3 separate regions of the Homo sapiens genome follow, and regions 1 and 2 are each linked to region 3. The links are chromatin contacts, found by Hi-C or POLR2A ChIA-PET in ENCODE. All regions are on one chromosome and are shown on one strand. The core of a region is the stretch at or near the end of the contact, and the rest is flanking DNA. Distances in the headings are between cores, read along the strand shown.

Region 1 (4,327 bases), core at 518-3,017, 68 kb before region 3:
TTTAACACTGTTGACTTCTTTCTTGAAATTTTCTTCTCCTTTGACTTCAATCCAATAATAATTTCTCTTAGTTTTTCTCCAAAATCTCTAAGCTTTCTGTTTCACTTTTCCATTAATGGTTCCTCTTCTGCCTATTCTTCAAGTGCTGGTGATGTTCCCCAAGTTTCTATGCTCAATCGTCTTTTCATTTTCTACATTCTTTCTTAGGATGATCTCATGCATACTCATGATTTCAACTGTAACATATAGGTTGATGACTTAAAAATTGGTAACTCCATGCCCCAGTCTTTCTCCTGAACTCTACTCCCTCTGCTAATAGCTAACTGGATAAATTGCAGGCACCTCACATTCGGTGGGGCTCACCTGCCCCACCACAAGCTGACCAGGCCACTCCTACCACTTCTCAGCTTTAATGTTAGATGCATTCAATAAAACCTGAGGTGCAAGACACTTAAGACCTCTGTGGAATTCTCTCTCTTTCTCCTTTTCCTTCATTACAAGTAACTAGTGCTTAGTAAAAGTCACTAGTTAATATTATAAGCAATTTCCTGTCCTGGGCCTTTACAAAAATTCAGTGGCATCCCAAAATAATTAGTAAGGTGAGAAGGATCTGAGTCACCAGGCCCACCCTGAGTTAGAAAAAACAGGCTGGGCGCGGTGGCTCATGCCTGTAATCTCAGCACTTTGGGAGGCTAAGGTGGGTGGATGACTTGAGGTGAGGAGTTCAAGACAAGCCTGGCCAACGTGGTGAAACCCTGCCTCTACTAAAAATACAAAAATTAGCTGGGCCTGGTGGTGCACACCTGTAGTTCCAGCTACTTGGGAGGCTGAGGCAGGAGAATTGCTTGAACCCGGGAGACTGAGGTTGCAGTAAGCCGAGATCATGCTACCATGCTACTGTACTCCAGCCTGGGCGACAGAGCAAGACTCTTAAAAAAAAAAAAAAAAAAGAGCAGGAGAGAGAGAAGAAACAAAGACAACCTCAAGCAGTGGCACATGGTCAGAATTTGCTTTTTGTCTCATATGTAGCAGGAAAGAACATTTCAGGCATCATTTCAGTAAGTTTCTGATATTCTTGCAATGCAATACAGTTTTGCAGGTAAAGCCCAAAGTTATTTGCTAAAGATGTCTAATTGCCCTTTTCATTTTGTTTTAAACTGAAAAAAAGCAAAACAAAGCAAAACAAGAAAACAATATCCTGGACTTCTTGGTCAGCAGGGGGAGCACTATCACTTTGCTCCGGGAAGATTTTCACCAAGGCAACAACTGTCTTTTAATATAGACCACATCCTAGCAACGAGGAGGAAAAAAATAATGACACGATCGATACATTTGCTCCCTGGTGGTTGCAATTTTTAAACACAGCTTTTTTTTTTTAGCCTTTGTATTTGAAAAATGTTTGCTTAGGAAGGGGTCATCAGCTATCTTTTTTTTTTTTTTTCTGTCCTGCCTTTTAGTCACTTTCTAATTTGAGAGAAAGGTATTTAATTCAGAAGACAGGGTTTTAAATGTGTCGTGGAGGCTGGTGTTACAGCACCTGGTTAGTATATGGGCTATGTCTGTGTGACACAGAAATAAAGACACTGATTTGCTCATTTTATTTAAACTAGTCAATACAGTGAGAGAAATCAGTCAAACTGGATTTCTGTCTAAAGTGACCTTTTGTTTGAGTGAATTGATTCAAGGAAATTGAAATGGGGACATGGTGTCCTTCTCAGACTCAGCTGGAGCAAAGCCTATCAAGCGAGGGTGGCAGCATCGTCAACAGGGAGCATCGGGCAACCGGGCTCTCATCTGGCTTCTGCTCTGTGATCTCGGACAGAACGTTTAACTTAACTCTTTGTACCATGATTTCTTCTCTTATAAACATCTCACACTTTTATGATGAGGAAATTATAAAATGGATTTGGAAGCATCTTGAAATATCAAGAAATGTCTATATAATAATTTACACAAAAGACCTAGCTTAGCTCATATACATTCAGACATATATAAGCTATAGAGGCATATATAGTACATATATACCCTATGTGTACATATGTATATATGTGTGTATGTAGCTAAATCCACATATTTATATATATGTAAGATATATATACACACATATATAAGAGATATTATAATTATACACATAAAGGAGGTGTTTAGGTGAAGACAATTCTTTCTGAAAGTATGACAGTTTATAGTAATTTCCCCACTTACAGAATAATAATAGCTTACAGGCAGAAATAATAAAGAATCCAGGACTCTTTTGATAATCTTTTATTTCCTAAAATTCTTATTTGGTGAAGAGAAGTTTATATCACTTATTTTCCATGAACATTTTAAAAAGAAGGAATTCTAATCTGTAGATGCTGCTTTAACTAAAGCTATCCTTATCTAATAATATACCTGATTAAATACTCTGCCAGAGTATTTTTCTTTCATCTCCTTTGTACCCTGAATGGAAGCATTGCATCAAAATATTTCTACAAGCATTTTAAGAGAAATAGATGAATAAGGGGAAATCTAGTTGGCACCAAAGAAACATGCATTTTATTCACTCAGGATCTAAAATGGCTGACTCGTTCTTTTTAAGTAAATCTTTCTCTTTTTCCAAATGACAACAAATAATTTAACATGTGACATTAGGCCTTTTTTTTAAGTAATGAATTTTTAATAAACAAATGGAATGGCTTTCATTTTTAATAATATATTATTCCATTATAAAGTGCAATTTGATCTATTTGATCTGTGGCTAGTTAACTCAGAGGTTAAGAGTGAGGTGCTAATGAATTCCAAGTAATAAGTTTAATTCCTGTGAGGTTCAGGGTTACTCGATACTATGGCTACAGACATATCCCTAATCCTAAATAATCATCCATCTTAAAAATTATTATTGCTATCCAAATCTGAGACCACGCAATGTAATGTCAGGTAAATAAGGCAAAACTATTTCTACCGTTAAGAGGCAACCAAGTCCATCTGCCCACTTGTAAGTGTTTTCAGTATCATCTTGGGATAGCTCCTTCATAATTATATTTTATATTTTTGGAGTACTTAGGAAAGGTATAAGTTGGGGAATTCCAGGTATTTTAATTAAATCCTACAGGACAACTGTGGTATCATACCTGACAAAAAGCTGAAGTACAGTGAAAAATATCTAGACTGGGAACTAGACATACTGTGTTTGAATCCCAGCTCTTCCATTAATCAGCTTTGAGCACTTAGACAAGTCATTTAACCTTTCCCAGCCTTGATTTCCTCGTGAAAATGAAGACAGAAATACCTATCTTCCAGCTTACTGTAGGGTTTAAATGAATTAATATATGTAAATATATGTAAATGAGTTTTTATATATACTTAGCATGGTGCTTGGCACATAATAAGTACTTAGTAAATAGTAGCTATCTCTAGCCTTCTGATCATTATCGGAACTCCTACATAAGAGGTATTGTAAGAATTAAATGAATATTGAATATGGACCACATTTTTTTTCTTTTTGTTTTTTGAGGTGAGTCTCCCTCTCAACCAGGCTGGAGTGCAGTGGCTCGATCTCAGCTCACTGCAACCTCTGCCGCCTGGGTTCAAGCGATTCTTCTGCCTCAGCCTCCTGAGTAGCTGAAATTACAGGCATGCACCACCACGCCTGCCTCATTTTTTTGTATTTTTAGTAGAGACAGGGTTTCACCATGCTGGCCAGGCCAACTCCTGACCTCAAGTGATCCACCTACCTTGGCCTCCCAAAGTGCTGGGATTACAGGTGTGAGCCACCATGCCCGGCCCACATTCTTTCTTGAACTGAAGGTATTTTGTTTATCGGTGAGCATTAAATTCATAGTAAAATATTACTATCTCACTGGGGGCAATTATCTCTTTATTCATTAATTAAAAACTCGCATGACAAGTTATTGTGTATTATGCACAAAATATTGAGATAGGAATAACAAGGGATTTTTTTTTTAAAGTGTGAGTATGAGACTTTCACTTCTGGGTAAAATGTAGAAGTCCATGGAAGGCCAACACTCTCAGTGCAACAACTTGGGGTAACCTGGATAAATGTAGTCCCAGCTACTCGGGAGGCTGAGGCAGGAGAATGGCGTGAACCCGGGAGGCGGAGCTTGCAGTGAGCCGAGATAGTGCCACTGCACTCCAGCCTGGGCGACAGAGTGAGACTCAGTCTCAAAAAAAAAAAAAATTATGTTTTAAAGGCATCAAGTTTCTGTGGAAGCATGTGGATTAGATGAACCAAAATTCCAGATAGAGTAGAATCCTTGCCAAAGTGAGCTGACACTATCTTATATTTTTTCACCAGATATATGCCAATCCTGAGTGTGGGTTGAAGGAT
Region 2 (4,413 bases), core at 14-2,513, 120 kb after region 3:
CCTCCGCCTCCCGGGTTCAAGTGATTCTCCTGTCTCAGCCTCCTGAGTAGCTGGGATTACAGGCATCCACCCCCAGGCCCAGCTAATTTTTGTGGTTTTAGTAGAGACGGAGTTTCACCACGTTGGTTAGGCTGGTCCATTTTGCTGGTGAGAAGAGTCCATAGAGATTAAGTAACTCTTCCACAGACACACAGTTGGTGTTCATGTACAATTTGAACCCAGTTAGTTTGGCTTCATAATCTTTGCAATTAATTAACCACTATGCTGCTACATATATGTATATCCTTAAATATTATAGTAATAATAATAGTCTTATTTCATAAGAAATCAAACTTTACATAAACTGTATATTTAGAAAATTTTCTGCAATTATCTTTTTTCCATTCAGCATTATACTTCTGAAGTTTATCCATATTGATGTTTGTAGGTCTAATTCATTATTTTCTCACCTGTATATAATTTAATCATGTAAATTTACCTCTACTTATTTATTCATTTTCATTTCCATGGCTACTTAGATTGCTTCCAATTTTTTGCTACTACAAATAATTTTGCAAAGAACATTTTAAATACCTATCTCCTAGTAGACAAATGAGTTTTCCTAGGCTATATTTCTATAAGTGAAACATGTGGTCACAGGACATGTGCTTAGGCAATGTTATTAATACTAGATTTTGCCAAGTTTTCCTTTTAAAATGGTTGACCAATTTACATTTCCAATGCAGCGTATGAGAGCTTTTTTTGATTGCTCCACGTCTTTGCTATAGTTATATCATTAGGCTGTTCAGTTTTTGCCCAGCTGATGTGTACACAACAGAATTTTACTGTCATTTTACCCATTACATGCTTAACAGTTCGGCATATCTGTTCCACTTATCTATTGCTGCCTAGCAAATTACTCTAAACTTTAGCCTCTTAAAACAATCAGTTTTTGATGTTTAGAAATTTCATGGATCGCAAATTTAAACAGGTAACAAAAGAAATGGCTTATCTCTGCCCCAGGATGCCTGAGGCCTCAGCTGGGATCACTGACCACTGGGGGTGACTCAACGGATGGGGCTGGTATCATCTGGAGGAATCTTTACATATGCTGGCCATTGGTTCAGATTTCACATGAAGATACTACTGCTGTGAATACTATGTACGGCTTCTACGTTTGGCCTGGGCTTTCTCACAGCATTGTGCTTCACGATAGTTGAACTTCTTTCAGTTTTAGTATATGTGCTGCTGACGTAAGCACGATAGTTGAACTTCTTGTATGGTGACTCAGATCTCCGAATTAGAGTATCTCAGTAAACAAGGTTGAAGCTGTATTATTCTTTTATGACCCAGCTTTTATAAGTCACACTATTGCTTCTCCTGCACTATATGGGTTAGAAGTAAGTCAACAAGGTAAGCACACGTTCAAAGGGAGGGAAAATAGGAGAAATGTCCCCTCTTCTCAATAGGAGGAATGTCAAAGAATCTGCAAACAAGTTTAGAACTGCCATAATGTCCCACAAGTGTTTAGTCATTTTCCCTAAAATAACATTCACTTAACAAAGTATAGTTTGTTTTGAATAATATTTCACATTAATTACGTTATTGTTAAATGTCTTATTGTTAAAAAGTCTTCAAAATTTTTATTAAAAGATAAAAGTGGTGATGAATATAATGAAATTGATACTTTTAACTCATAATAATTTTTAAATCCTAAATTGTGAAGCTGATTCTATTGAGAATATTAATTTTGAATCTATGTATTAGGAGAAACAAATCTTTGAGTTTCATGATTTCTCACAAGTGGTAGAAAAATAAAAGTGGGAGGAGGAGGAAAAAGTCATAAATATTTGAGAGCAAGATCTTGTAGGATTGGGCAATTATTTGCTTCTCATCCATCATGTTGTTTATTAGGATAATTTCTTAACAAGTGGTATGGTATCAGTGAAATGTTACATCTATCACCCTCATCAACCCATAAAGTTTTCCCAAAACAACAGGAAATAATTATTTTATTTTAAAATAATTATTTTCTATACAAAATTGTTGGGTTTTATTTTTAAAGGTGAAGAAGAGATTTTAGTGAACATCGGCTATTTTCTTGTCTGACCAGCACATCTTTCTTTGGAGGACTACCCCTCTCCCAATGCACATAATTCTGATGAGGCTTTCAATCATGTATTTCTCTTTGTCCAGCCACAGAAGCAGGCTCTGACCCAGGCTGGACAATCAGAGTCCCTTTTCGGGCTTGATATAGTGCAGGAGACTTCCTTCTCCTTTAACTGGGACCAAAACTCTTTTGAAAGTGTGAGTCTGGAGTAGCTGGTGGTTTCATTTTCTGCCCCATGGAGAGTGCTTATTGAGGATGAAGTCAATTCTGAGGAAAGCATGGCCCAGAGGTGGAGAGAGAAAGGCAGAGTTCTGATTATATCTTCTGATCTTTTAGATCTTATTGGACAGAAGTCCCTCCTCAGCCTTCCTGGTTATGAGAGTCAGCTGCTGTTCTGTTTTTGCAAAAACGACTTTTCATTGTGTGGTCCGCCACTTGCTAGGGAGAGTGTGTTTGATCACTATCAATTCCAGAAGTACAAAAGCACGATTCAAAGTCTAACTCCTTAGCAAAAATCAGTACTGGACACACTATTATTAGGAAATCTGTAAAACCAGTCCCAAATAACTGACAAGTGATATCTATGGAGGGAAAGCAAAATTAGAAAAAGCTTATCAGTGGCATATAATCTAGAGCAATGTATTTTTACCTTAAAGCTAGGTAAGATGGCTGATGAGTAGATTCTGAATTGGATTTTAGGAGCTGGTGATATATGAAGGAAAAACACTCAGCAGCTTTTTATCACATGGAAAAAAACTTCTGTTTGGTTAGTGATTATTTTCTGAACCATGGTATAAACAGGAATAAGGTTATCAACAGATAAGTAAGTGACAAAGAAGGACATTGCTACTTGAATAAAAGAGGCTTTTTTTTGGATGTCCAATTAACCACATGATTTATTGACAGAAAACAGTCCAACTCAGCCATGTGCTTCCTGACTTTGACTCACTATTTAAAAAATAGTAAAAACTTTAATAAAAAGTTGGTTGTGTTGATTACGTGTTTTTAGCATATTGTGGTGAAGAAATTGGCAGTGAAGATAAGAGGGTTTTTTTTTTCCCTCACATGACGGTGGTCTGGCTGTTAAAAGAAAGGGTTCTCACGAGTTTGAGATATGAAGAATGAGAGGAAACATTTCTTCATGGCAATAATAATGCTAGAGAAGCCATTTTAGTGACATCTGGTGGCTTGCACAAAAGCATATTGATGATGTAGTATCACATTTTCCATCTTGAAATTAAAGGATCAGGCTGGGTGCGGTGGCTCACGCTTGCAACCTTAGCATTTAGGGACGCTGAGGAGGATGGATCACCTGAGGTCAGGAGTTCGAAACCAGCCTGGCCAACATGGTGAAACCCCATCTCTATTAAAAATACAAAAAAATTAGCCAGGAGTGTTGGCATATGCCTGTAATCCCAGCTACTTGGGAGGCTGAGGCAGGAGAATCAATTGATCCTGGGAGTACGAGGTTGCAGTGAGCCGAAATTGTACCACTGCACTCCAGCCTGGGTGACAGAGCGAGACTCTGTCTCAAAAAAAAAAAAAAAAAAAAAAAAAGAAATTAAAGAATCAAGATTTCTTAAGACTGAACTCTGGTGAAAATGGCTTGTTAAGAGTAGGACTCTTACAAGATTGATGATCTAAAAAAAATGTATTAAATCAATGCTCTGTTATTGGGCGTGTTTATTTTTATCTTTGATTAATTACTTTATCATTACAAAGAATGCAAACAACTCAACAAGGTATAAGGGAAGAATTAGGAAATAACCTCAAATCTCATACCATTGATAACATTATTACACTATTCTCGGTGCACATATTGAGACAGAAGGGTAGAGAGGTAGAGAGGTACCTAACTAGATAGCACTAATTTTTTTTTTTTTTCCAGGAGGCCAGGAAATATTTTATTGACAACCAGGGACACAGCCATAAGAGAGAGAAGCACACAGGACTCCAAACTAACATCCAATAGTCAGCAAGGGCCCTCTGGGCCAGGAATACTGAATCCTGGTGTCCTCACAGTCTCCCACCAGTAGACATACATTACTGGGCATCCAAGGGAGGGGGCAGTGGCTCTGGTGTCCCAGAGAGTGAGAGGATATATGATGCCTCATTACGAGCGACAGGGTAGGGAGGTAAAATGGAGGGTCCATCACTGCCTAAGACCACCTCCTCCTCTCAGAGCCAACACCAGGTGAAGGACTGAACCACCTAAAATCTTGTAATCAGCTGCTGTCTTCTCATCATTCATGTTTGCCACTGTAGATGAGCCTCTGCTGTTGTGGAGGGATTCCCTCTTTCTCCTCCACATGCTCCTTGATTCA
Region 3 (4,387 bases), core at 1,369-3,868:
CAATGAGGAGAAAAAAAGATTCTATTTTCACTTTCTTCCATCATTCCTACCTTTTGATTAACTAGTCAATTCAGTGGCATAAAATACACACAGGAAAACATGAAAGAGTATTTATGTTTCTAATTGCAATCACAGTTAGAGAATTTTAAATTAATGCTTGGCCTTCCAGGTTGTTATGAAGGGTATATTTGTCAAGTTAGAAGAGTAGAACATATTTCACTTAAAAAAATTTTGGCTTGATTAATAGAACTTTAAAGTTTTTATACCTTTGGTATGTGGGTCTCCAATTATACTCTTACTGCAGGGCCTATAAATGTTAGATACAGGCCTGGAAAGGAAGGAGTGGAATGAGGAGGAATTTAGAAGGTTGACTGACCAGTACCTGGAGGCCAGTTGGATGTTGAAGAGGTCTCCCAGGTTTCTGACCCGAGGAGCCCTTTCTTTTCAGAGAAACAGATTTTGTACACTGAGGGGAGAAGAGCAGACCCACCATCTAATCACAGAACTAGCAGGAGAGAACAGTGTCGGGCAGTGGAGGAACATCAGAGGGTGTCTCCAAGTCAGAGAGAGAACCTGAGTAATGGGTGCGAGGTTAGGGGAGGTGAGGGTAGCTGGAGTGACGGAGATGGAGGCTCGCAGCTCCTAATGTGATGCATACCACTGTGGTTTCCAGATAGAAGATATGGAAATCAGCCTGCCAAACATTCACTACTTCAACATAGACATGTCCAAAATGGGTCTGATCAACAAGGAAGAGGTAAGAGGTAAGAGAACTTTAAATATATTTAAAGCACATCTCTGTCCCACCCCCTTTTGCCCCTTTATGAGCCTGGGATGATAATGTCACTGAATAAAACTCTTAAGCAACTGTTGCTTTGGGGAATATTTATAGTTGCCAGTGATTACAGCCCTCTTCAATTCTGGGCCTTTCAATGCCTGAGGTTGGAGTGCCTTCGAAGTGGATGAGTGATTATAGAAGGTTGGAAGTCCAAGAGAGAAAGACAGAGAAGGAACAGAGTGTGCCCAAGGAAACAGCTTTGAGATCTGCTTCTCTGAAAGTGCCATGCAAGGACACAGCTTCATTATTCTTCCATCATGAGGCAATGAGGAGAAAAAAAGATTCTATTTTCACTTTCTTCCATCATTCCTACCTTTTGATTAACTAGTCAATTCAGTGGCATAAAATACACACAGGAAAACATGGAAGAGTATTTATGTTTCTAATTGCAATTACAGAGGTAAGATGTGGAAATTAATTTTTTGAAAACAACCCTTTGTCTTGGAGAAACACTTCTCCTGTTTTTTTGTTTTTTTGTTTTTTTTTTTTAAGCCATGGCAGAATGTTAAACCACTCAGTGTGTCTGACTAGACAGCCTGAAGTACTGACTGGTGGGTTGGTGTGGTCAGTTCTTGGGAGATCAGAACCATTCTTCCCTCTTGGACCACATTCAAAATAAGATTTCTCAATTTGCTCCAGCTCCCCACACATTCCTATTAACTAGAAAACATTGTTTCGAGTAACTTCTTTTAGTATGTGTTGGGGAGTAAGATAGGGAAGGAGCCATCTATTAGCATGGCTCTGCTCCCATAGACTCATATCCTTTGGCGGATAAGGGATAATGAAGGGGTTAAAGGTCCCACATTCTGCACCTGATGGCCCAGAAGCCTCACAATCCTTCGGGCCAGGTACCTCCTTTCTGTTTTGCAAGTAATGTGAGTGGCCTCTAGCAGGCTTTGACCACCATCAGCTGCAGGTGGAGGCTCGGGAGTCGCATCTGGAAACAAAGGTCATGCTTAGGTGCCTGGCAAAGGTGATCTAGATTCTGAAAACCTCCAGGGATTCAGTTCCAGTTCTCTGGGAAGCAGAGCTGCCCTTACCTTGGTCCCACATGCTGTACATCCAGCCACAAGGAGAGGCAGCAGTATTTACTTTAGAGGAAGGAAAGGACATGGCTACCAGAATGCCATTAATTAGAATCTGAAGCCTTTTTAAAGCCTTCTAACGGGCAGGAGAGCGACCTGAAAGTAATCCTGGCCAAGTCCACCAGAGGCAAAACAAATGGACCCTACATAGAAAAAAGGATCAGGTGTCATGGCTCAAGCAGTGCTTAGCTCAGGACCCCAGGCAGAGAGAGGAGGGCTCCTGAGGGCCCCCGACACCTCAGGTCTGCACTAATCCCAGCATGCTGGGGGGCTGCGCCCACAGGGTTCTTCCCTCTAGGAAGTCAGACTTGCAGCTCCCTCATGGAGCCCAGCTGGGGACTTGGAGTCAGGAAGGCCTAAGTTCCTTTGGGTCAGGGCTCTACATAAAGGCACCTGAGTGGCTGAACAAGCTGTCCTTGCGTCTGTACTTTGAGGATGTCTGGAGCCACTCTTGGACTCTCACCCAGCAGATGTGTACAAAGTGAACATAACACATGAGAAACAGGAAGTTGGACACATTAACACTAGCAGAGAAGTGACAAATGACAGGGTGGGAGGGTGGAAGAACTCTAAAAGCACCGCTATCTGGAGCCATTTAGAATTGAGTGAACAGCCCTGCAGACCTCAGACACTTCTGAGGCCATGGTGATCTTACAGCATTGGACAATGACTCATGGATGAGGTGAGTCACCAAGGAAAGGTCAATTGTGTTCAATACACTGCATTTACAAAGCAGGGATATGGAATGCATCTTAGAAACATTTATATCTCAATGATTAACATTTTTCAAAAGCTTTTAAATTTTCTAGGAAATTGACTCATCTCTCAACTATTGCCAGAATAATAAGGCATTACCATGCTTGAAGTAACTTTAGTGGAGGACATACACATTTTCCTGTTTAGTAAGTTGTTGTTTTTGTTTTTAATATTGAGTCATAGAAAGGAGGAGAGGGCTATTTTAATGTCCTTTAAATTACCATGTGGTTTTTCTACAGGTCTTGCTGCCATTAGACAATCCATATGGAAAAATTACTGGTACAGTCAAGAGGAAGTTGTCTTCAAGACTGTGACATTGTGGCCACCAATAGGAGTCCACTCTCAGCTGAGGAATTCCTTAAGTCATTTGTGATGCTGGAGATGATAGCATGTAGCCATGCAAAATTTCACACTAGTATATTGATTTATAGTGTTCACTTTCCTCCAATATGAAACAGTTTATTTCTTCTACACCTAGCTCAGCAAGGCATTCTGTGGATTACCTTATTAGTAATTATAACAGGCTTTATGGCTATAATTTACTTTAAAAATGCTGAGCAGTATTAGAACAGTTATAAATCAATATTTCTTTTTGGTTATCTTATGCCTTCCTATCTTGGAGAAGCTTTAGAATCAATTCATTAAGAAAATAATCATGAATTAATGAGTGTGTCACATCAATTAATTTGTGCACAGGTTTAAGAAACAAATATTGTTTTCATCCTACTGATGCTTCTAAGTAATGCAGAAAATGAAATAAAATTATATTGAAAAATATCACCATTGTTACTTCATTTGACTGAATATTTGATTTTAAGAATGCTCTAGCATATGTATCATTGATTATTTATTTCCACTCTGATAGTACTTCTGTGATCTTAATGTTTGATTTTAAACTTTTTCAATCCTTAGAGAATATTTAGTACATATGAGGGTACTGAAAAAGAGTAGAAATTTTCTTTGAATAATGCATCCCTTATGTGCACAAAACGTCACATTTAATAAATGTTAAGCCAATATACAGATGGGTGGATGTACATTTAGAAAGAAGACTAGAGAGTATAGATGTGAAAATATCAGCAATGACAATTTCTGGATGATGAGATTATGAGTGATTTTCATTTTTCACCATGTACTTTTCTGAATCTTCCAAATATGAACAATTATTCCTTTTATAGCCAGAGAAACAAATATAGTTGATGATTTAAAGATGTTTACAGATTTGAGGGCTGATTATATCAATTGACTAACACTACCATTGTATACATGTAATAAAGCTTCACAAATTACAGCTTTAGAAACCCATGATGAAAACTTGTCCACGTTAACATTCTGGGTAACCTTTTCCATTTTAAAAAATCTTCATTTAAAAAATAAAATCAAATCTCCATTTTTAAGAATTGCTTTCATATGAGCCCTTAGTATTATTTGTTAATACGGCTTCATTCACCTTTATGATACTGCTACTTAAGGTTGCATGGTATAGTGGTTAATTGCACACTCATTTAAATCCTGGCTCCACCTCTCAGTAAATATAAGACAAGTTTCTTCATCTGTAAAATGGAGGTGAAAAGAGAACCTACCTTATAGGTCTTTTGAGGATTAAATGGGTTAATGCTTGTAAAGTGCTATGGTAGTATTTGGCCTGACACAGAAATTTCAATATACGTGTGTGTTGAATGTAATAAATGTCCTGTCTTCTTTTCGT

Evidence for each region. Hi-C counts contacts between places; a loop is a spot of excess contacts on that map. ChIA-PET counts read pairs that join two places held with the same protein, here RNA polymerase II (POLR2A). Pooled maps may share reads with other maps.
Region 1: a loop to region 3 is called in a map of endothelial cell of umbilical vein, with 9 times the contacts of the local background. The contact joins two enhancer-like sites. A Hi-C loop is called at or near these places in 9 of 168 maps with a recorded cell type or tissue (CD14-positive monocyte, Calu3, HCT116 and 6 more) and 4 of 50 pooled maps. POLR2A ChIA-PET finds 5 or more read pairs at or near these places in 3 of 52 experiments (A673, activated CD4-positive, alpha-beta T cell and activated T-cell).
Region 2: a loop to region 3 is called in a map of PC-3, with 8 times the contacts of the local background. The contact joins two enhancer-like sites. A Hi-C loop is called at or near these places in 4 of 168 maps with a recorded cell type or tissue (HCT116, IMR-90, PC-3 and 1 more) and 3 of 50 pooled maps. POLR2A ChIA-PET finds 5 or more read pairs at or near these places in 1 of 52 experiments (Panc1).

The regions. Positions count from the first base shown.
Region 1 is chr1:84,430,876-84,435,202 of GRCh38, reverse strand. No RefSeq gene overlaps it. Among named protein-coding and RNA genes, the nearest start is that of DNASE2B, 35 kb to the right of the region's middle. Within about 2 kb of position 1,767, at least 12 of the 41 ENCODE cell types and tissues checked have a DNase peak (open chromatin) inside an H3K27ac peak, as active enhancers do; they include HCT116, PC-3 and endothelial cell of umbilical vein, where a contact is called at or near this core.
Region 2 is chr1:84,244,406-84,248,818 of GRCh38, reverse strand. It overlaps the pseudogene NEDD8P1. Among named protein-coding and RNA genes, the nearest start is that of SAMD13, 55 kb to the left of the region's middle. Within about 2 kb of position 1,263, at least 6 of the 41 ENCODE cell types and tissues checked have a DNase peak (open chromatin) inside an H3K27ac peak, as active enhancers do; they include HCT116 and PC-3, where a contact is called at or near this core.
Region 3 is chr1:84,364,027-84,368,413 of GRCh38, reverse strand. It overlaps the pseudogene UOX. Among named protein-coding and RNA genes, the nearest start is that of DNASE2B, 32 kb to the left of the region's middle. RefSeq lists an enhancer at 2,056-3,255. Within about 2 kb of position 2,618, at least 6 of the 41 ENCODE cell types and tissues checked have a DNase peak (open chromatin) inside an H3K27ac peak, as active enhancers do; they include HCT116, PC-3 and endothelial cell of umbilical vein, where a contact is called at or near this core.